3 separate regions of the Homo sapiens genome follow, and regions 2 and 3 are each linked to region 1. Evidence: chromatin loops called from intact Hi-C (ENCODE). Cell type or tissue: Calu3. All regions are shown on one strand. Each heading gives the region's core, and the rest is flanking DNA. Links, peaks and the distances in the headings are about the cores only.

Region 1 (7,802 bases), core at 1,208-6,207:
GGAATCTGCTATGATGTGGAAGAGGGCTCAGTGGCTCACGGCACCCCATGAAGTCAACAGCATCTTAGAAAATATTTGAACCAAGCAGAACAAAGTGATCATTTGAGTTCCCCCAAGATGACCTAATTTTTTACATGGTGAGGAGGGGCTTAGAGATCATAACTATAAGCTACAAATCTGATCTAGAAAGACCTCGGTAATTTTTTAAAATCTCTTTTATTTACGCTTCTCTGAGCTACATTCCCTGGAGCATAAGGATTAGATCAGAGACATTTATGGAAGGAAACTTATATATTCTAGGCTGGTATTTGAAAGTTTAAATTGTAATTCTCCTGCCTCAGCCTCCCAAGTAGCTGGGATTACAAGCGTGCGCCACCACACCTAGTTAATTTTTTTTTTTTTTTTTTTTTTGAGATGAAGTCTCACTCTGTCGCCCAGACTGGAGTGCAGTGGCGCGATCTCAGCTCACTGCAACCTCTGCCTCCCAGGTTCAAGCGATTCTCCTGCCTCAGCCTCCCTAGTAGCTGGGACTACAGGCGAATGCCACCACGCCCAACTAATTTTTGTATTTTTTTTAGTAGAGATGGGGTTTCACCATATTGGCCAGGCTGGTCTTGAACTCCTGACCTCGTGATCCACCCGCCTCGGCCTCCCAAAGTGCTGGGATTACACGCGTGAGCCACCGCACCTGGCCTAATTTTGTATTTTTAGTAAAGACTGGGTTTCACTATGTTAGTCAGGCTGGTCTCGAACTCCTGACTTCAGGTGATCCACCCGCCTTGGCCTCCCAAAGTGCTGGGATCACAGGCATGAGCCACCGCTTGAACCCGGGAGGCAGAGGTTGCAGTGAACTGAGATTGCACCATTGCACTCCAGCTTGGACAACAACAGCAAAACTCCGTCTCAAAAAAAAAAAAAAAAAGTATAAATTGCATAAGCTATAAAATTGTGCCATCGCCAGTAGCCTGTATGAGTCTTAAAAACTCTCTCCTTAGAAAGTTTCTGTGTTCTGAAATCACACTTTCGTCTGTCCCTCAAGGCTGTGAACATTGGGTCCAAGACTCCCAACCTTTCTACTCCTCCCTTCCATGAAGAAGAAGGGAGCTGTGACATGAGTCACCCCACCATGGACAAGATACTTCTCATATATGTCTGATACACAGCAGAGGTATGTGTTATTCTATCTTCATTTGACAGGACAGGAAACTGGGTGTAAGATGTTTGCCCAAGTCACTGATCAACCAAGTGCCTGAGTTGGGATTCAAACTCAGGCTTATAAATCTGACTGACTAAAAAAATCTCTTGCAGCCAGGCGCCATGACTCATGCCTGTAATCCCAGCACTTTGGGAGGCCGAGGTGGGTGGATTGCCTGAGCTCAGGAGTTTGAGACCATTCTGGGCAACATGGAGAAATCCCCTCTCCACCAAAAATACAAAAAAAAAAACTAGCTGGGCATGATGGTGGACACCTGTAGTCCCAGCTACTAGGGAGGCTGAGGCACAAGGCAGAGGTTGCAGTGAGCCGAGATGGTACCACTGCACTCCAGCCTGAGTGACAGAGTGACACTCTGCCTCAAAAAAAAAAAAGAAAAGAAAAGAAAAAATCTTGCTGCTCTTACCAAACCAAGTGAGAGGTGACAGCGTGCTGGCAGTCCTCACAACCCTCCCTCGCTCTCGGCACCTCCTCTGCCTGGGCTCCCACTTTGGCGGCACTTGAGGAGCCCTTTGGCCCACCACTGCACTGTGGGAGCCCCTTTCTGGGCTGGCCAACACCAGAGCCAGCTCCTTCAGCTTGCGGGGAGGTGTGGAGGGAGAGGCGCGAGCGGGAACCAGGGCCGCGCAGCGCTTGCGGGCCAGCTGGAGTTCCAGGTGGGCGTGGGCTTGGCGGTCCGCGCACTCGGAGCAGCCGGCCGGCCCTGCCGACCCCGGGCAATGAGGGGCTTAGCACCCAGGCCAGTGGCTGCGGAGGGTGTACTGGGTCCCCCAGCAGTGCCGGCCCACTGGTGCTACGCTGGATTTCTTGCCGGGCCTTAGCTGCCTTCCCGCCGGGCAGGGCTCAGGACCTGCAGCCCACCATGCCTGAGCCTCCCCCAACTCCGTGGGCTCCTGTGCGGACAGAGCCTCCCCGACGAGCGCCACCCCCTGCTCCAGGGCGCCCAGTCCCATCGACCACCCAAGGGCTGAGGAGTGTGGGCGCACGGCACAGGACTGGCAGGCAGCTCCACCTGCAGCCCCGGTACGGGATCCACTGGGTGAAGCCAGCTGGGCTTCTGAGTCTGGTGGGGAAGTGGAGAACCTTTATGTCTAGCTCAGGGATTGTAAACGCACCAATCAGCGCCCTGTCAAAACAGACCACCCCCCCCCCCCCCCACCCCACCCTGCTCTACCAATCCGCAGGATGTGGGTGGGGCCAGATAAGAGAATAAAAGCAGGCTGCCTGAGCCCGCAGTGGCAACCCGCTCGGGTCTCCTTCCACACTGTGGAAGCTTTGTTTTTTCGCTCTTTGCAATAAATCTTGCTACTGCTCACTCTTTGGGTCCACACTGCCTTTATGAGCTGTAACACTCACCGCAAAGGTCTGCAGCTTCACTCCTGAAGACAGCGAGACCACGAACCCACCAGGAGGAACGAACAACTCCAGACGCACCGCCTTAAGAGCTGTAACACTCACTGAGAAGATCTGCAGCTTCACTCCTGAGCCAGCGAGACGACGAACCCACCAGAAGGAAGAAACTCCAGACGCGCCACCTTAAGAGCTGTAACACCCACCGCCGGGGTCCGCGGCTTCATTCTTGAAGTCTGAGACCAAGAACCCACCAATTCCGGATACACAAGCAATGCTGATTGCTTCACTTTGAAAGCTTTCCAGCCGGGTGCGGTGGCTCACACCTATAATCCCAGTACTTTCGGAGTCCGAGGCGGGCTGATCACTTCAGGTCGGTAGTTCGAGACCAGCCTGGCCCACATGGTAAAACCCCGTCCCGTCTCTACTAAAAATACAAAATTAGCCGGGCGTGGTGACAGGCACCTGTAATCCCAGTTACTCGGGAGGCTGAGGTAGGAGAATTGCTTGAGCCTGGGAGGCAGAAGTTGCAGTGAGCCAATATCGAGCCACTGCACTCCAGCCTGGGTGACACAGCAAGACTCTTTCTCAAAAACAAAACAAAACAAAACTTAAAAACTTTCTTTTTTTAAGTGTGAACATCCTCAAACCACACATCCTTGGAAAACCCCATGGGATCACTTCTACTCTCATGATGGTTGTCTTCTCTAGCATCTTGTGGTTACAAAGCATTTCAGGTAAGAGCACAGGCTTTCTGGCCAGGAAGACTTGAGGTGAGTCCCAGCTCTGTCATGTCATAGGTAGGTGACCTAGCTCTTAGCTATTAGGTTGGTGCCATTACTTTTAATGGCAAGAACTGCAATTACTTTTGCACCAGACTGAAAGCCTCTGTTTCATTCAAGAAAAAAGGAGACATTACACTGTTTCTTTCTTCATAGGGTTATTGTGCAGATTGAATGAGATAACGAATACAAAGGATTTAGCACATGCCTTAAAAATGTGTATTAGGTTATATTTTTTAAATGTCAGCTATACAAGTTAGATTACCATTATTTTAACAGTTCGTCTAATTCATTCTTGTGACATCTATTAGTTGTTTTTTATTTAGCCTTTCAGCCACTCTTGTCTCTCTGACTTGTTTGAAAGCCTTTAAAGCTTGGATCGTGTTTTGTTCCTTTGTATCCTCTTACACATAGCACAGGTTTTCCAAAAATATTTGTTGAGTTGATTTCATTTCATAATGTGTTCTCTTTAAATAGCAACCAGAAGCACAATTCAAAATAAACTGTAGATTTTGATAATGAATTTCTTTTCTTGTGATTAGTGGCTCTTTGTCTTGCTTTTGTCCTGAGCCTATGTTTTGAGATAACACTTGGGGGCAGCATTGAGTCAGTCTGCACTTCCCCTGTTGTGAACTAGAAGGAAATATGAAATCCAAAGGTAGGGGCTGACAGATAGGAAATGAATGTCTCCAAATACATCAGTAGCTTTAAAATGACTGTGCACTTTGCTACAGAAATCTATTTAAAAGCAGCACACCCTTCTGCAGATCTCAGGGGAGCTCTTGAGGATAAATGACTTGTTTTCTCTCTAACCCTGGGGGGCAATACAAACTGTAAGATGTTTAACCATTTACTCACACAGCAAAATGGAGCAAACCTACAAGCTACATTATAAAGGAAGATAAATTTAGCATGCATTTATGATGTGAAAAAGCACAGCTACTGCTCTGGTTGTTTAAATACTACATCAGTAATTGCAGTCCATTAAGTCAGTTAAACAAAACAGTGAATTAAAATTTTCCATTAGCCAGATTTTTTGCCCTACAACACTAAAGAGAAGAAAGGTAAATGTAGTAGCACAGCAAGTTGATAGCAGAGGTTCATTTGGTTAAGCAACTTTTTAAAACGTCCTATGCCCTGCACAGATGTTATCCAGTCTCCTATAGCCACAATTACATCACTACAAATATATGCTTAGATAATCTATCAATGTTCAGAATCTTTGCCTCTAGGTACTGCAAGATTCTTACCAGTTATAATAAAACTAGTGTGCCAATTATCTGATAAAACAAAGTACACTTGGTTGTTTCCAAAAAAAATTTTTGTAATGGTACAAAAAAAACTCATAGAAGACACTTTTTTTTTTTTTTTTTTAGCAACTTGGCCCTGTCTCTACCTCTCACCAGAATCTGAAGAAATTGCATATATTTTTGTACCAACAGGGTTCCTATGAAAACCAAATGGAAAAGTACAATAGGATACACCAGTTTCTTCACAGGTCCACAACCTAATTTGTGTTATACCTATTCCCTGATTAGTTACAGAGGTATTTATTCTTTATTTGTTCATTCAACATTCACTGAACATCCAATATGTGTCCAGTACTGGGAATATAAGGATGAATAACACATTATCTATGTTTTTAAAAAGTTCAGTCTAGGAGAAATGAACATACAGACATACACACATCTGCAAATAATTGCAATCACACTGATTTCTTTTGGGCCTGGAATCTCTTATTCTTTTCATAGCTAAACAAAATAACATCTCAGAGTGTAATCTCAAAGAACATAAATCTCTACTTTATGGAAGAGGAAAGTGAAGTCCACAGACAGTAAAGGACATGACCAACCAGCCAGTTAGTGCAAAGCCAATAAAGGAACTTGTTGACTCCCAACCGATGTGTTTCCACCACATAATATTATTACCCTTTTATATGGTTTGGCTGTGTCTACCCAAATCTCATCTTGAATTGTAGATCCCATAATGCCCATGTTGAGGGAGGGACCTGGTGGGAGGTAATTGAATAATGGGGGAGAGTCTCGTGATAGTGAATAAGTCTCACAAGATCTGATGTTTTTATAAAGGAGAGTTCCTCTACACACGTTCTTTTGCCTGCCACCATGTAAAGATGTGCCTTTGCTCCTCCTTTGCTTTCCGCCATGATTGTGAGGCCTCCCCAGCCATGTGGAACTCTGAGTCAATTAAAACTCATTCCTTTATAAATTACCCAGTCTCAGGTATGTCTTTATTAGCAGCATGAGAACAGACTAATATACCCCTGCATGTGAGATTGTTGAGATAAGGCATTATAGCTTGTATGTCCTTGTATTTTCGAAGTCTCTAGTAGAAATCTTTAATAAACATTTATTTATTGACTTTAATATCTCTCCTGCTGTCATCTGTCCAGATATAAATCTCACCATTATGAAAGCTTTCATAAGGCAGCTAACTTTTAAATTGTTTAGTCTTTGAGATTATTCTCAGTTGACCAAAGCAGACATTTTCCTTTCACTAATGCTCAATTTCCCAAGGCTTGGCCTTGGGAATTGATTGAGGACAGGCTAATAATGGGCATTCACATATGAGTGCATCTGAATTCGACCTTGCATTACCTTTCATACTTTTCCACCTACTTCCAACCAACAAGATCTCTCTATTTATATTCTGGGGATTTAACATTTAAGGCCAAATCACAAAAAGCCTGTTGGGTAGTTTGTGCTTCTGCATATCTAGTAGTATGCTGGAAAATATTTAATAATAGATCTAGGAGAGGAAAAAAAGGCCTGATAAATAGCATTTGCCAATTTCCATGGTGTAAATACTTTCACCATGGTAAATTTCATCCTACCAATGTATCAGTGCATACTGAACTCAGCACAGAGAAGAAATATACACAATCTGCTCTCACTAATCAGTGCAAGCCAGCTCCAGCTAACAACTGCCCCACTGCTCTCAACATGAAGACTCAGCAGTGATCTGTCCTCACTTCTGCTGCCTGACGCTCTTGTCATTGCTTAGCTATATGAGAGACTGCTAGGTTCGGCTTGTAGGGTTGGTAAGTGCAATCAGCAATAGGCCTGATTGTAAGACAGATTTTGAACTTGGTAGGAATATAGGGGGAGAATCAGTTATTAAACTAAATTAACCCTTTTCCTGTTTGCTCTGGGAATACTTGCCGGCGGGCTTTCAGCTGCAGTGTTTACCCCAAGATAACTTTGCCACAAAATATCTCACTTTTATTATTATTTTTGCATCACTCTGGTATATCGACTTGAGAAGCAAAAGACATCATTCTATTTATAGCATTCTGTTTTTAGTAGTAGTATTTCCATTTACAAAACACAGTAATTCTCAACCACTGAAAATGTCAAATCCTAGAAAATGTAGCATTCCTACACATGATGTTAACATCATTCTCTAACAGTTGGCTGAAGATTCATTTGATGAATCCGATTTTTCCAAAATAGATGATTCTAATGATTCAGATGATTCTGATGTTAGTTCTGTTTAGAAATAACTCCAAGAACAGTTTTTATATTTCATTTTCACATTGAAAATGAGTCAGATTTGCTTCAGCCTCAAAGAGGGCGTTTACGTAAAATTAAATGAATGCTGATAGCAAGCTGCATTTTTTTTATGGGAAAAGATTTAACTTATGAAATTAATGAAGATATAAGAGAAAGGAGGCAACTAACTACACTCACCTGATAATTATTATTGTTTTGACATACAGGTATCGCTGATACCCTTTGTGTGAAAACAATCGAGAAAGTGCTGGCTGAAATTACAGATGGAGGCTGGACTCTAAAAACCAACAGATGCCTCAAGGGTTTGAATCTGCAGCTTTAGCTAATCAGACCGGGCTACAGTGTTGAAATTCAAGAGGCAAAGAGAAGAACAGCAAAAGGGATAGTGAGAAAGACTTGAGGGTAGAGACGCAATGTTTGAGCAGCAAATTTATTTACATGTTTGCTCAGCCAGTCAGCCAATGGGTGTTTATGCACCCTCCAAATCCCTATGCTGAAGTCCTAACTCCCAATGTGATTGTTACAGGAAAGTGGTCCCTATACAGACTCCAAGAGAGGGTTCTTCGATCTTGTGCAAGAAAGAAGTCAGTGTGAGTCCATAGAGTAAAGTGAATGCAAGTTTATTAGGAAAGTAAAGGAGAAAAGAATGGCTACTCCATAGACAGAGCAGCCCCAAGGGCTGCTGATTGCCCATTTTTATGGTTATTTCTTGATGATATGCTAAACAAGGGGTGGATTATTCATGCCTCCCCTTTTTAGACCATATACAGTAACTTCCTGACGTTATCATGGCATTTGTAAACTGTCATGGCGCTGGTGGGAGTGTAGCAGTGAGGACAACTAGAGGTCACTCTCATCACCGTCTTGGTTTTGGTGGATTTTGGCTGGCCTCTTTACTGCGACCTGTTTTATCAGCAAGGTCTTTAT
Region 2 (7,802 bases), core at 1,305-6,304, 410 kb after region 1:
GGCATGCAGGGAGACTAAGAGGGAGGAGGAGAGGCAGGGGACATTAGGTGGAAGCCTTGGAGAGAGCAAGACAGAACAGCCAATAACAGCAAGTGCTGCAGAAAAAACGCTTACAATTAGAATGGAAAAGGACCTGTTAGATTTCACCACTCCTGCATCCTTTATGAGTAAATAAGAGGCCTTGTTGCTATGTGATTAAATGAGATTCTTGGAGCTGAAGAAGTGATGGGAAGTGAAGAGTGAAGAGTGATGGGAAGTGAAGACGATTATTTTAAACCGTCTTTCAACTTATCAGCAAAGCTAGTGGAAGAAACAGAATCATTACAGATGAGCGAGGCTTAAGGTGTTTGCTTTGTAACAACACACAAACATCCATTTTGTAAATGGAGGGAGCCAGAAGAGAGAAATGAGATTGAAAATATACAGAAAAGGAGGAGGAGATGGCCTCTAGAACACAGGCGGAGGATGAAAATCTCCTCTGAAGGAGGAGGGAAAATTGATAGTGAACAAATGAATTTTTATTTGGGGAAGAAGCCTATGAATTGTGTGTCTGGTGGCTTCCAGTGATATAGTAGAGAAGCTTGTCTGCTGAGAGAGGTACGGAGGGCAGGGGCTGCTGGGAGACTTGGAGAAAGCAGGACGCAATTAAGTCGCTTTTGTGAGGAAGAAGAGAGGAAAGTGGCCCTGGACACTGGTCAGGATCCAGAGCTTTCTTGGGAGCCTGGCTGAGTCAGGAATCCACACATCCACAGGGAGCCGACTGTGAAGATTTTCTCTGGCTGTGCTCTGAAGCCCGGCACGAGGATAGAGACGCAGATGATTGGCGGGTCCAGGCACGCATGTTTGCAGGGAGTGCACAACAAAGGAATGAGAGTAGGAAAGGTGCGGGGGCTGCCTAAGGGTGGCTCCTGCGATGAACTGTGAGACCCTGGCTGGTTCTGGAAGGAAGGAAAGCCAAGAGTTGATGGACAGGCTGTGAATGCAGAGTCGCCGCTACTGGGTCACCATGTGTACATGAGCGAGTTAGTCCTGAAGTGAGCAGGCCTAGTGGCTAATAGGCACTCCCTGGGGTTATTTGCACTAACAGCAAAAGTTATGGTCACTTCATTCTATACCATTCTAGGCCAGTATTCTTCTCCACGGAGCCTAACAGAAGCTACTTCATTGCAGATTTAATGAGGTGAAACTTAGCAAAGTTGAAATATGTTCATTTTAGAGGTTTTATCTCCGGACTCATTTTTAGATGAGGAAATTGATACTTAATTGTGACATGTCCAAGTATATACAGTTAATGAGTCAAGGGTAAAACTCTGCTCTGCATGTCACCGTGCCACCTCAGCCGTCTACATATCAGGGCCTCTCTTTTGAAATTCAAAACCTACCAAAATTTGCTGCTTTGTTGCACTGGACTTTCAGGCTAATCTTGCACCAATAAATTAAAAATAGTAGAGTATTAAAAATTCTGGAAATCTGTCTTTTTGCACAAGATTATTGACCAGTGTAAAGCAGATTTTCTTTCCTTAATTCATCCCCTTCCCCACTAAGCCTTGTGATTTAACCTGAGGACCTGCTTTCAGTTCTTTCCTGCATTAGCCCTTCCTCTTTCCTTCCCTCGATTATGGATAGATTAACCAATAGAGCAAAACTCTAGCAGGAGACATAGTGTCCCTCAAGGAAAAACAATGATGGAAGGCATGTATACAGTGATGGGAAGTTTCACTGGAATTAAGCTCCATCACCCAATTTGAAGATCAGCTTCCAGAGTTTTGTTAACACTCAATGTGAAAAATAATTCCTTCTGCTTCCTGCCACTGCAGTCCTGCACTTTTTAGTGTCCAGAGAAAGGTAGCGAAAAAACAAAAACAAAACTGCTAATTTTTTTGACTGATGGAGTTCTTGTCAGGGGAGTGCAGTATTAAGTTTTGAAAGGTGATCACAAAGGTGAAAACACAATGCTCAAATTTATACAGACTGGACTGGGTTTCCATCAGTTTGGAATTTGGTCTACTCCGAAGTTGTTCTGAGGATGCCTAAAGGATTTCTCCGCATCAAGTCTGGGCATCTCTTCCTCAGCCCCTGCACTAAGTTGTTGGGGAACCACCAAGCTACAGAGATGTTGGCACTTTATGCAATACTAACCAGCCCTTTTTTCCATTCCAAGGTACTACCTTCTCTGCTACAAGTCGAGCGAGGAGCCCCGCATGAGCCCTGACACCTGTGCCACCATTTTGGAAAAAGCTGGTCTCGATAACTGGGCTCTTGGAAAAACAAAAGTAATGTTTTCATGTAATTTTCAGGAAAATAAATAATTATGCTGGGTTCACTGAGAATTGTAACATTTTACAATGTTTGAAAGTATGGTTTTTTTATGTTATAGAATCTATAACTTACAATAGAGGAAGTAAAGTTATAAACTCATAAAGATTTTCTTTTTCGTCAACATTAAAGGCTTTTGCTCTTCATAAAGATTTCTTTTAAGAAATACAAAAGGCTGGGCAAGGTAGCTGACACCTCTAATCCCAACACTTTGGAAGGCCGAGGTGGGAGAATGGCTTGAGCCCAGGAGTTCAAGGCTGCAATAGCTATGATCACACCACTGCACTCCAGCCTATGCAACTTAAGACCCTGACTCTAAAGAAAAGTTTACATTGAAATTTAAAAAAAGAAATGCAAGAAAAATTTATCTTGAAGATTTATCAAAAAAGGATAAACCATAATGATTGTACTTTACTTCAGATGGTATTGAAAACAGATATATATTCTCTAGTTTATCACTACTAAATATAGTTAAAAAGCTGTAGAGAATCATAATGATCCAAATAAGATTCGTGTTTTCCTTTTTTTCTTAATTCTCAGACCTGCTTCTATCATAAACTTGAAATTTTTCTGGAGTAAAATATTCACCACTATTACTAGACTCGCTATATGTATTGGACATTGATGTGTTTATATATTAGCTTGCAGAACCTGTGAGATCTTAGCTTATTTAATCCCTTAGAGAACAAAGTAAAAAGCATAACCAATCTTGAACATGGAAGAAAGAGAGGTCACTGTTTGGAGAAAGGATGTATTGGTCTTCTCAGGTATTCTCATAGCATTACGAGACAGGGATCAGGAAATAAACAGGGTTCCATTGTGCACTGAATATATCTTAAGGGGATATGAAATGTATCACGGGGAGGATGAGGAAAAGAGCCAAGCTAAAGCCAAGAGATACTCATAGATTGACCACTCAAGAATACCTACTATCAGCCACACCACAGAAGTAAACCAAAACAAACTCCCATATTTGCAAAGAAATTTATAATATTTGTGTCTTGGGTGTAGGAGATGTGGGAGAGAATTTTAATAATGTTTGGATGAGAAACTATCCCTGTAACAATTTAAGAGATTTAAAAAAAAAGCCACCTTAAACTGAGTGTCCTGTGTATTCAGTAATCCATATTTACTTTAGTAAGGGGATATTTTGGGCATTAAAAATGAGTATTTTATTCACACCATTTTCTCTTAGATTATAAATTTCAAAATGATCAATTTTATCAGGCTAAAATCTCATGATTTATGGTCTGAAACACATGCCTAACTTCAAATGGAGTTTTAACTTGTAAAAAGGCCTTTTGCAGTTATAGTTCTGCATGATATTTAAGTAGCATTTTAAAGCTATTTGTATTCTTCCACTTCACCTTTTCCAACTCATTAACATGGATAGAAAGTATTAATATAGGAACATTTCTAATGTCATGCAAAAAGAAATGATGACCTTTTTAAACAGATTGAATTTTAAATGAATTGTCAACAGCAGAATGGACTAAATGTATTAACATCTAGAGTCCTGTAGAAATTAAAACTGAATTAAATCAAACCTGTAACACAAACGTGTTTACCCATGGTGCCAAGCTTTTAAGTAATGGAACACTGAGAGAATTCTACAGTCAGGGTTATCAGGTCTCATGACTCAGCCATAAAATTTGAATGTAAGTGACTTTCTTGAAGGATTCAATAAACTCTTTGAGATGAGTTTTATTAGGAAATTTAGCCATTAAAAGGAAAACAAACAAAAAACAAGCTTTTCATTTCCTTGGAGGAGGGGAGAGAAATGTTAGATGAGAACACGCCAAGCCTTCTGGCTCCTCCCTTGCTCCAATTGATGTTGATTTTAGAATAATCAAAAGTCAGCCCTCCCTTCTCCATGGCAGCCTTTGGGTCCAGTGAGAACCTTGTTAATGAAATCTGCCTGGGGCCTTCTCTTGGCCTTATTCTCTTCACTGACAACAATACCAGCCCCAAAGGACAGTGACCTGCCTTGTTCATCTCTGTATCCCCAGCAGATACGTACCTGTAACAGGTCTCAATAACATTAATAAACATTAGATGAATTAACTAACGGAACTATAATTCTGTCCTCTACTTTATAATAAGATCTATTCAGATTTTTTTAATTTGGGAAATATAGTTGCCTTTAAAAAATAAAAAGCATAAAAATTAGCTTAGCCCAGAATATACGATGCTAGAAACTTTGCTAAAAGAGCTCAACATCCTCCACTCTTATTGTCTCATCCAACAAAACCTAGTTACCTGTTGTAAATAAACAGCATGGTTGTCACCTTCTGCATTTCTTCTCAAAGAAATGTTTTCTTCAAGCATAAAAATCTGTACTGTCATAGTGACATCTAGGGCAAAGAAGCAAAAGACAGTGATTTCCAAAATCTCAAGCAATTTAGAATGTGTTCTGTTCTTCAAAGCACAGCACATAACTGCTTCACATCTGTGTGCCATGGTTCTTTGTATTATATTTTAATTTTTCAGGTGTTCCTTAAGTATTATCACGTGGAGCAGTTAAATCTAATGCGAAAGGAAGCTATTGACAAGCTTATTTTGATTCAAGCTTGTGTCAGAGCATTCTTGTGTTCAAGAAGATACCAAAAAATACAGGAGAAAAGGAAAGAAAGCGCTATAATAATACAGTCAGGTAATCTCTTTGACATATTTAGATATGGTCATAAAATCAAATCTTATAATACTTCTTACAGGCAAACCTCCAATTCTTGTGTAGCTTTTGTGTTTAATTCCAGACTGTGTTGCCTTGATACTTTTGCTATATTAAATCTAAGTCAAATTGTTTTAGTGATTGACACTTTTAATATTTGGATAAACGTTTTGTCTTAAATAATTTAATTTTTAACTTTTCTGTCAAGAATTAATGGAACACAATTGACCTATTGTGGAAGATATAGCAAATAATTAATTATAGATCTCAAGAATCATATTATTATAGCTCATTGGACAATAAGAATTTTTTCTACTTTATTCCAAAGGTTACACTTGCCATAATTTTTGACAACTTAAATCTTATTTTGTTAAAGGGCATCCATTTATTTCTGTTAACTGTAGAGAAATAATATTTATAACCATACTTTACTTCACATACTTTTATTAAGCTGTATTAATAGACTTTGGATTTTGCTTTCTATTTTTCCATAAGAAATGAAATTTAGATAGAGCTTGTCACAGCCTAGTATGCTCTCTTTCAAATTTTTTTGACTGGATACTTAGAGAAAAAAAATGTATTTTGCTTTTTAACCTATACACACACACACTACAAGCACTGTGTTCTGATCTTTTTAATTCTAGTCTATTCCATTTCATTTTTAGATGCTAGATTTGGCCTACTACATCAATTTTATGATCCACTAATGGTTTGCAGCCTGCATTCTGAAGAACACTAATATCGTGGGCAGAGGAGCTGACTGACATTCAAGAGATTAACATTCCAATCCCCGTTCTGTCAATCAGCAATGAGTCATCCTCATCTCTTTTTGTATTTTAAGCCCTTAACTTCTCACTGAGAAATCAAAATGCAAACTCAGTAATTTGGGCTCTAATCCTTTATCCACAATTTCAAAATTTATAAAGCTCTGATAAAAAGGTTCTTCATAGAGCCTTTGGCAGTAAAACATAGCAATGTGATGTGAAGTTATTTACAGTTCTTTACTCCCCCAACTTAGTAAAAATATTCTGTTTTTCTGAAGAAATAGTCATTGATTATTGGGCGCTGCCCTGACACAGGGAATGTTACAGAATATATATTTGCTCTGTATTAACTTTCTAAAACTTAAAAAAAATTAATCTGAATTCTCAAATATACAATCTGATCATCTGAAATGTATCTGGCCAAAATATATGAAACACATAGCAAAAAAATGAAAATGATTATTACTGAATTTTAAGCAAATGAGCACACTTTGTCATCAACTTTGCTCATCTCTATCATTTTGATTTCATTTTAGTATTCTTCTTAGTATGAAAGTTACTTTAGTTATTGTTGCTATAGCTTGCCATGTAGAAGAATCTTGTTAATGAATCACATTTTTAAGTGAACCTGTTCTATTTGGCATTTTAATTTTATTTTCCTCTTTGACATCAATGGTCAAAGCCACCATTTCTACTCTTTAAAGTAAATTTCTTTTATTTGTTTATAATTAACACTACTATGGGCTTTCTGTGTTTCAGCTGCAAGAGGACACCTTGTCAGGAAACAAAGAAAAGAAATTGTTGACATGAAAAACACAGCAGTAACAACCATTCAAACTTCTGATCAGGAATTCGACTACAAGAAAAACTTTGAAAATACAAGGTATAATGATGTTCATTCTTATACCGTTGTAACATATAGATTTTTCAGATCTGTAAGGTCATAGAATAATGTTCACAGCCTTTCTTGTACTAGTCAGGTTCCTGATACTGACACATCAAATGTCAGTGAACACCCAGAGGCTACTTTTGTGTTCTCTATCCTATTTTGGAGTTATTTCTCAAATGTTTTCTTCCTTGGCTTCTACCAGATTGCTTTCTATAATTCTACTTCTAATTCTGAGTGTCCTTTGCTAATATGTCCTCCAATCCCCACATTTAAATCCTCATCCATATCTAAATGTATCCCTGGGCCCTCTCATTCATTCCAGTGGCTTTAATAGCCAATATGCCATTGGCCCCTATGTCATAATCACCAGCTGCTCTTTCTTCTTGTGAGCCCTCATGTCTGTACTTCCAAGTGCATGTTAGCAAACCACTTATTCACTTATTCAGCAGGCTTTATGCTGGGCAGTGGGGACACAGATACGTGAAGCAAAATCCTTATCCTCAAATTTCTCAGAGTATTACAGAAAAAACAGGACAGACAAACACATCCCTCTTGTAAAATGTGTTAACTCTGCTATAAAAATAGGCAAAGGGTACACTGGGGGCAAGGAGGAGGGAACCCTGCCTTGGTTGGTAGTGGTTAGGGAAAGGGAAAAATATCTACATTTTGCCCAAGTGGTGAAACTTGAATTTATCAAACTGAGTACATGGTCATCCAGAGAGATAAAGATCATTCCAGCCCCAACCCTAGTCCCCTTGTTTTTAACATCAAGTCTGGCCATAGAAAGGGTGAAGGAATGAAATAGAAGAAGAGGTGGCTTCCTAGCTTCCTTCTTTCCCCACACACCCACATCTAACGTTCTCTTCACCCACCGCTATTCTCTCCTGCCAATAGTGGTCTCACAGATGATCTCATAGATGACTTCTCTGCCACCTCTTCCCCTCACCTTCACCCACACATTCCCTGAATCCCTCAGGCCAACCTCATTTCCTTATTTGAAAAACAGGAATGTTTATTTGAAGTTTAGATACATTTGGTGTTTTCAGTTTTTGTGTATTCTGAGACCTATATATATGCTCTCTGTCTTTGCTTGTGAGGATCCAAATGATTTGTTTCTCTTTGTTACTGGCGATAAAACAGTCCAGCAAACTTCCAGACATCA
Region 3 (7,802 bases), core at 1,497-6,496, 180 kb after region 1:
GAGAACTAATTTGATTGGGCTGCAGTTCATGTACAAATATCACAAGGTAGGGTTTATGAAGCTCAGAAAGCAGGAATGAGCAATCTTTCTTCCCTTAATTGATCTCCCAGATCACTGGGTCACTTGTGCTGGGCTAACTGATGAGACGCCATTAGTCTACAAGGTGGAAGTTTGCTCCTGGCAAGTGCACTCATTTTTTTTTCTCTCTCTCTCTCTTTTTTTTTTTTTTTTTTGAGATGGAGTCTCGCTTTGTCATCCAGTGCAGAAGCGCGATCTTCGCTCACTGAGATTGCTCCACCTCCCCAGCCTCCTGAGTAGCTGGGATTACAGGCATGAGCCACCTTGCTCGGCCCAGTTCTGCTTTCTCTGAGTCTTTTTGCCAAGAAGTAGATGAGTCGGTTAAAACTGGAATGAGGCTGGACTGTGGCACGCACCCGTAGTCCCAGATACTCAGAAGGTTGAGATGAGAGGATCTCTTGCACCCAGGAGTTTGAGACCAGCCTGAGCAACATAAGGAAAAACAAAAACTTAAAAAAAAAAAAAAAGTTGATATTGCCAGGTGTAAGATGAACAGGACACCATGCTTCTTCCAAGGGCAGGCTGTGCTGTGAAATGTCAACAACAGTCCCCTTTTTTGAGTGACTACTTCTTTCTAACTCATTGGAAAATCTTGCTTCCTATGCTCATAGACTATCAGAAAATTTGATTTTTGAAATTATGTCAGTAAAAATGAAACCTCCCATAATTGCTTGTAGGATCTAACTCACTTTGACAACAGAGACATGGCCCCGATTTACAACTCAAGTACAGAGCTTCAGATAAGGAGTTTCCCAAGACAGCATTCCACATTTATCCAAGGAAACAGAACCCTTGGTCACAGCCCAAACCTCATGTTGACTCCCAGCTCTGCTTTGCTTTGAGCCTATCAAAACTCCACTTCATGGTTCCTCTAGTTTGCAGTATCTCTACTGTAACATTGAGTCAATGAACCTGACTTTGTGGGACTGCAGGTTTTGTCCTTGATGGTCTTAGGCTGGTTGGATTGGACACACTATTCTATTCCGTGTTAATGCCATTCTTTTCATTATTATAGCTTAATTACATGTTTCTTTTTTCATTGCCTTATCAAAAGGTTCTCAGGGCTGGAGGCAGTGGCTCACACCAGTAATCCCAGCACTTTGGGAGGCTGAGGTGGGTGGATCACAAGGTCAGGAGATCGAGACCATCCTGCCCAACATGGTGAAACCCTGTCTCTACTAAAAATACAAAAATTAGCTGGGCATGGTGGCGGTGCCTGTAGTCTCAGCTACTCGGGAGGCTGAGACAGGAGAATCACTTGAACCTGGGAGGCGGAGGTTGCAGTGAGCCGAGATCGTGTTACTGCACTCCAGACTGGCAACAGAGTGAGACTGACTCCGTCTCAAAGAAAAAAAAAAAAAAAAGTTCTCAATTTTTTTTGTCTTAGAACCTTCCTTTATTTACACTCTTAAAAAGTTTTGAGGACTCCAAAGAACTTTTATGTTATAGCAATTAAAACTGAGAAATTTTAAAAATATATTTCACTACTAAGCTCATTACATGTTAACATGAATAGCATATTTTTAAGTGAAAAATACCTGTATTTTCCAAAACCAAAAAAGTTTAATGGTAAGAATGGCATTATTTTATATTCTTGCACATTTCTTTAATGTCTGGCATAACAGAAGACGTTACCTGTTTCTGCATTCAATCTGTTGTGATATCACATATTATGGAGCCACTGGAAAACTTCATCATAAATTCATTTAAAAAATGGGAGAGAAAAAGGAGTGGAAAAAAGTCTTATTATTAAAGTAATTTTGGTCCTGTGAACCTCCCGAAATGGTTTCAGAGACCGCCCCCTGACCCCCAACAAATTTCCCCTAGACCACACTCTGAGAACCACTGGACTTAGCTCTTCTAGCTTCTGTAGTTTTCATATGAATTCTAGAATATATTTGTCTCTTAATTTGGGAGGTAGTAATTATGTGTTTAACATCTTGTCTTCTAACTTAGGATTCCAGTGTCTTTCCAATTATAAATAGTCTGTCAACAATCCTGCATTTTTAAATTTTTTCCCACTTTTCTCCTATATTTCTCATTTTTTATCATTCTTAGTTATTTCATGTTCTTTCATGCTTCTATTGTGAATGGGATCTATTTTTCTATTGTATTTTAATTGGGTGTTGTTTGTCTCTATTGAGATTGTGACTTTATTTTGCATGTGAGCACTCAGTTGCTCTAATTCTTAAAATCTCCCAGGTATGTCCAAATGGCCATAATTATGTTGAATAATATATTTGCTGTGATCTGTTTTTGATGAGATAACTTCTTGATTTGAAGCTGTTCATATATGTTAGGCTTTTGATTCAATATAATCCCTATTACAAGTCCACTATTCAATTTCTAATTTTTTTTTTTTTTTTTTTCGAGACGGAGTCTCGCTCTATCGCCCAGGCTGGAGTGCAGTGACGTGATCTCGGCTCCGTCACTGCAAACTCTGCCTTCTGGGTTCACGCCATTCACCTGCCTCAGCCTCCCAAGTAGCTGGGACTACAGGGGCCTGCCACCATGCCCGGCTAATTTTTTTGTATTTTTTAGTAGAGACGGGGTTTCACTGTGTTAGCCAGGATGGTCTCGATCTCCTGACCTTGTGATCCGGCCGCCTCGGCCTCCCAAAGTGCTGGGATTACAGGCGTGAGCCACCGCGCCCGGCCCAATTTCTAAATTTTAAAGCTACTTTAAGAGGAAGGGTCTTGAATATACTGAATGACCTTTTGAAACAGATTTTTAACATCACATTTTTTCCTTAAGATATGCATTGATTAGGATTAGATGACCTCTCTTTGGTCTCTTCTATAATTCTCATTTAGATAACATGAACGACAGACCCATTGAGATAATTAACAGAATCAAAGGATGTTTTGGTTGTAGTTCTCACCTGTTCAATGGATGAAGGTATAGCAATACCCAATATGTCCCTAGAGACTGTTCAAGAGAATCTGGCCATCAGGGTCCCCCCAGGTGAGCCCTGTGTGACAGGAGACCACAGAAGGTCTGGAAAGGATTGCAAAGGACCAAGTAGAGGGTTGGTGACTAACGGGCTGCCTCCCGAGGGTAGAAGTTCTTGCCTTTAACTTCAGCCCCAGCCCCAAACTCCTTAGCAGTCTGCAAAAGGGAACTGGACCCTGGGAGCGATCTCATTAGCCACTCACTATCCCTCTTGGACCTGAAACCCATTACATTTTCCGGGTCCGAGACCCTCGTAGTGTGGGGAATTTCCTGGGAGGAAGATACTACGCGGGGCCGGGAGCAGAATTTGCTCCAGGCACTGGGCCAGTCCATGAGGGCTCCAGGATCCAGGGGCCCCACTCCCTTCTCGCCGGGCTCCGGGCCAAGGAAGCGCGGCCGGAGTCCCGGGAAGCCCCTCGGCAGCCAGCCAAGGGCCCTGCGAGGATGTGGATGGCGCGGATGGCGCGGCCTCCACCTGCGGGCAGTGGAGAGAGCGGCGAGAGGAAGAATATTCCCCGCGAGCCGGGATAAGGGGCCCCTTCGGCTCGGTTGACCCAGGTCAGATCCTCCCGCCGACCTTCGGCCCGCCCTCTACAGGCGGCCCAGTTCTTCCCCTGCTCGGCTGCCCCTGCCCGCCCCTCGAGGGAGCGCCCGTAGCCAGCGCCCCCGTAAAGAAATAAGGAGGCGCCCGGCTTCCCGCCCAGGTACGTGTCGGGACAGCGCAGGGGACTGGCTTGGGGCGGCGGTGGGTAGCGGCGCCCGCGCGGCGCTGGAAACGGCCCCGCTTCCTTGGACCCCGGGGCTTGCAGGGCGGGCCCGGGGCTCTCTGAGCGCGAGGCTGCCGCGACCGCCCGCCCGCCCAGGTCAGATCCGGAGGACCTGTGTGTTTGTCGGGGCCTGGGGTGAGAGAGGGGACTCGAGGGGAGAAGTAGAGCGGGAAACCAAGAGGGGGAATGTGAGGCTTGAACGAGCTGGATGGGAGAGCTCGAGGGGAGGAGAGGGATGAACTTGAGGGGGAAACGGGGGCGGGGGTGAACTCGAGGGGGAGCCAGGAGGAGGGAACGGGAAGGGTGAACCTGAGGGGTGGACTTGAGGGAAGATCTTGTGGGTGAACCCGAGGAGGGAACGCGAGGGGATAGTGAGGGGGGATCTCGAGGAGGGAACGTGAGGAATGAACTTGAGGAGGGAACGGGAGGGGTGAACGTGAAGTGGAAACAGGAGGAGGGAACGGGAAGGGTGGCGTAAGGGGTGAAGGAAGATCTTTAGGGGTGAACTTGGGAAGGAAACGTAAGGGGAGGACCTCGAAGAGTAACGAGGGGCGAGAACTGAGGGGGCCCTGCAGGGAGACTGGAGGGAGGAGGCGCCGAGTCTGGCGGGTGTCGCCTCGGAGACCTGTGGCGCGCGCGGGCTTTGCGGCGCCGCCCACAGGTGGCGCTGGGTCGGCCCGTCCCTGAGGGAACTGCGTTCCGGGTGATTTCTCAGAACAAGCAGGTCGGTGGAGCTGGGCTCCCTGCAACCCCAAATGCATCCGTAAAGGAGTTTTAATTTTAAGGAGAAAGAGCAGACAAGAAAAGTATGATCATTATTGAGAAATAGAGAAACCTACCAGGAAAGGATGTCCTTTCAAGTCTGCTCACCAACAGCTCTGTTCTGTTCTCCAAGTAGTTGCTAACTCGCACCTTGCTACTATCCCCCTTCCAGAAAAAAAATTTTATTATTGTTAGAATGGAAATTGGCCATAAGCCTTGAAATGACTGTTGTAATGCCACTGAACCCTACACACTAAGCGTTTTTGAAAACTCAAAAGAATCTTCATTTCTGGTTGTTTCTAGTTTTCTTGGTGAATTAACTAATTGTACAGGTGCACTTAAACCTTCTTAAGCATTTTTATAATTCAGACGGATCTGGTAGCTTGAGAGTTGTTTAATGCCAGCATATGAAATGAGGGGCTTTAAGTTCCTTGTTCATTGTGTAAAAGTGCGAAAACTTAGTTACTGAGGAATAAACTATTTGTCTTGCCCTTCTACCTAGAAGTTTCTAAGTTCAACTTCTGATTATTTTCCCCAGATCCTGAATGTTTACTCCCATAAAGCCATGATCTTTTTGTTTTGGGTTACAGGCCCAGGGCCCCAGTGCAGCCTGGACACAGTATTCAAAGTTTTGGCGTCTGAGCATTGTTATGCGTTATTTTCAAGCTTTGCTAACGGTAGGTGATAAAATTGACAAGTGTTCTGGGTTTGCCAGAACCTAAGTGCCAAGTTTTGACAGATAAATTGGGTGCATGTTATTCGTGCCATATTGATTTTTATTACATTATAAAAGATAATTATTTTAAAATGGGAAAATTTACAGATGCATAAGCTTTCAAAGATAACATGGGCTTTATGAATATATTGATGAGATGTCTAGCATGTGAAAAATTACATTCATTTGTCTTAGTCCTTTAAAATTATTATTTGGGGACGAAAATGCAAACTAAAAGATTCAATTTTGTAATCTTTAATATCAACTTAATATATATGTGTATATATACATATATTAAAATTTGGTCATGTCACATAATTTGATAGCATCATCTTGTCCTTTTTCGACTGCATCTTTATAGCCTAATTTTTTTTTTGCATATATTCTTTGAAAAATAACTTTCTCTGTCAAATCCAAAATATTTGAAGGTCCATTATTTGCTACAAGTGGTTTTGATAAATAAATATTTGGAGGCTGAAATACCCTTTAGAATGTATAGTTCTTTTATATAAATCATATAAAGTTTGTAAAATGTTTATTATGTAAATAATTTTTGCAGTGTTATTTCCAGCTGCGTTTTCTTTTTCTTTTTATAAACAAGGATCCTTTCATTAGTTTTGTCCGGGAATTGATAATTTGAATGATTGTACCTAACAAACAAACTCCCTCCCCCTAGTAATAGGAAACAAATTCAGTTATTCATTAGAGGGTAAATAGAAGATTTCTGATAAGCTTTCAAATTGATACACAGACGATCCCTTACTACTTTGGCGACACATTGGGAGTTAGGAACCTCAAGTTGGGAAGCATTACTCTTTTGAACTAAAATCATCTATCATTGGACACGTAATTTCTACCATGAACTTAAACATTATGACCTTAAAAACTTTCTAATCTTCAGTTTTCTTTTATGAAAATATGGGTTACAGTAATGCTTTTCTAAAGGGCTTCTCCTGATAATTAAGTGACATACTGCATGTAAAACTTTAAGCACAGTAGGTACCTGGAATATGGTAAGCAGTTAAAAAAAATAGCCACTGTTAATATCCATTTTTCCTGATATCTGAGGGTGATTAGACAATGTCGATATGTTTATAGTTATAGATCATGTCTTGATAAAAAATGCAGAACCTCATATAGAAGTCGTATGCGATAGTTTCAAGCCTGAAATTGGCCTTTAGAAATGTTTCTTTGGGTCAGCTCAGTACTTTAAAATAATTGATTTACTTACCGGTATTTTCAAATTAGTAAATTTTGTGTAAGTTCCTGGAGTCCTGGCTTCTCCTGAAAAAAATGGAGGACCAGGCAAGACAGCTCTTGCAACTGCTCATGGCAGAAGCCAGGATGAGTTGCCCACTTTGGGTGGGGTATACATTCTCCACTTTGCCACATTGCTGCCATCCTCTGCCTTTATTTCATCAAGTCCTGCTTCACTCATATATTTTACCTCCCTCACTCCTGCAGACATTTGAGTTTGTGATTTCAGACTCTGGAAATATCCCTTACTAACTTGAACGGTTAATTATATGGCTCACACAATAGCTTAACTGTCATCCTTTGAAAAGGAGAATAATCCTGTATTGCAATTTACGAAACAGTTCCTCATAAAACTCAGGTGATGCTTATATCAACTCTGAGAATTTGTTCAGACATGCATTATTATCCCATTTTACAGCTGTGGACATTGACTTTTAGGTTTATACTAAAACTTAAAGTAATGATCTGGTGACTTAAAGTTTTTTGGAGGCTCACTAACACCACCTTTTAAAGATGGAGATTTTTTTTAAAGGAAATTATAGTCTTTCTTTTGGTTCTAGCATTTATTTTAAGAAGTACTTTTATCCTCATAAAGGGAGAAAATGAATGGTGGAGAACGGAATACAAATACAAAAGTATTTAAGTAGATTTTGTATTTCCTCTTTGCAAAACATTTTTAAGCAAATTGAAGGGAATAAAACATTGGTTATGGCTCATTCAAAACAGAGCATACATGTAACTGGACAAGGTCTGTTTTAAACTATACTGTTATTGGAAAGCTGGAAAGAATGTGTGTCCAGTTCATGTGGTCTGTAATTAAGCTAGACCAGATTTCTGTGACCAGTTAAGCTAGACCCATTCCTCTGTTTTAATGTTCTGTAAGAAAGGAGACACCCGAAACTTGTTTGGCGATTCAGACTAGTGTTTTACAGGGCAAATTTAATTTTTTGTAGGTTTCTTTGAACCAGGAGGGCTTTGTTTTATTATTTTCATAGTCATTCCAGGAGAATAATCTATAGAATAAATTAAAATCAGGCATATTGCATTTACGGGTGTAGTAACTGTGTATGGTCCTGCTGATATGTGACTGTGTATGAGAGACGTTCAAACCAGTCTGATAGAGGCTTGGGGAAAGCATCTAGGCAAAGACAACAGGTCCTGGGGCAGAAAAGGGTTTAACAATGTTGTAAGTCCCGTCGGAAGGCAATTGAGGCTGAAGTCACTGAGAGTGGTGAGAACACAGGAAAGTCAGAAATGGCCAGATCATTCAG

The links. A loop is a pair of places that touch in the nucleus more often than their neighbours do. Peaks named below come from ENCODE experiments on the same cell type or tissue, not always from the same donor. Only the 100,000 strongest peaks of a DNase experiment are listed, where the experiment ranks them.
Region 2: it touches region 1 in a loop (4-fold over the local background); 1 of 110 quality-filtered maps calls a loop at or near these places.
Region 3: a loop joins it to region 1, with 1.9 times the contacts of the local background. A loop is called at or near these places in 1 of 110 quality-filtered maps.

The regions. Positions count from the first base shown.
Region 1 is chr10:25,754,190-25,761,991 of GRCh38, forward strand. No RefSeq gene overlaps it. Among named protein-coding and RNA genes, the nearest start is that of LINC00836, 110 kb to the left of the region's middle. In Calu3, for the core only: no CTCF peak of the experiment used is centred there; a DNase peak (open chromatin) is centred at 3,942.
Region 2 is chr10:26,163,906-26,171,707 of GRCh38, forward strand. It overlaps MYO3A (myosin IIIA), which reads left to right. Exons shown (of 35, transcript NM_017433.5): 27 at 2,162-2,273; 28 at 4,807-4,969; 29 at 6,511-6,634. Among named protein-coding and RNA genes, the nearest start is that of GAD2, 49 kb to the right of the region's middle. In Calu3, for the core only: no CTCF peak of the experiment used is centred there; no DNase peak of the experiment used is centred there.
Region 3 is chr10:25,930,595-25,938,396 of GRCh38, forward strand. MYO3A (myosin IIIA) reads left to right here and starts at 3,635. Exons shown (of 35, transcript NM_017433.5): 1 at 3,635-3,734; 2 at 5,150-5,236. LOC101929073 (a long non-coding RNA gene) reads right to left here and starts at 3,116. Exons shown (of 4, transcript NR_120650.1): 1 at 2,960-3,116; 2 at 1,714-1,767. In Calu3, for the core only: a CTCF peak has its summit at 4,445 (motif pointing right); a DNase peak (open chromatin) is centred at 4,457.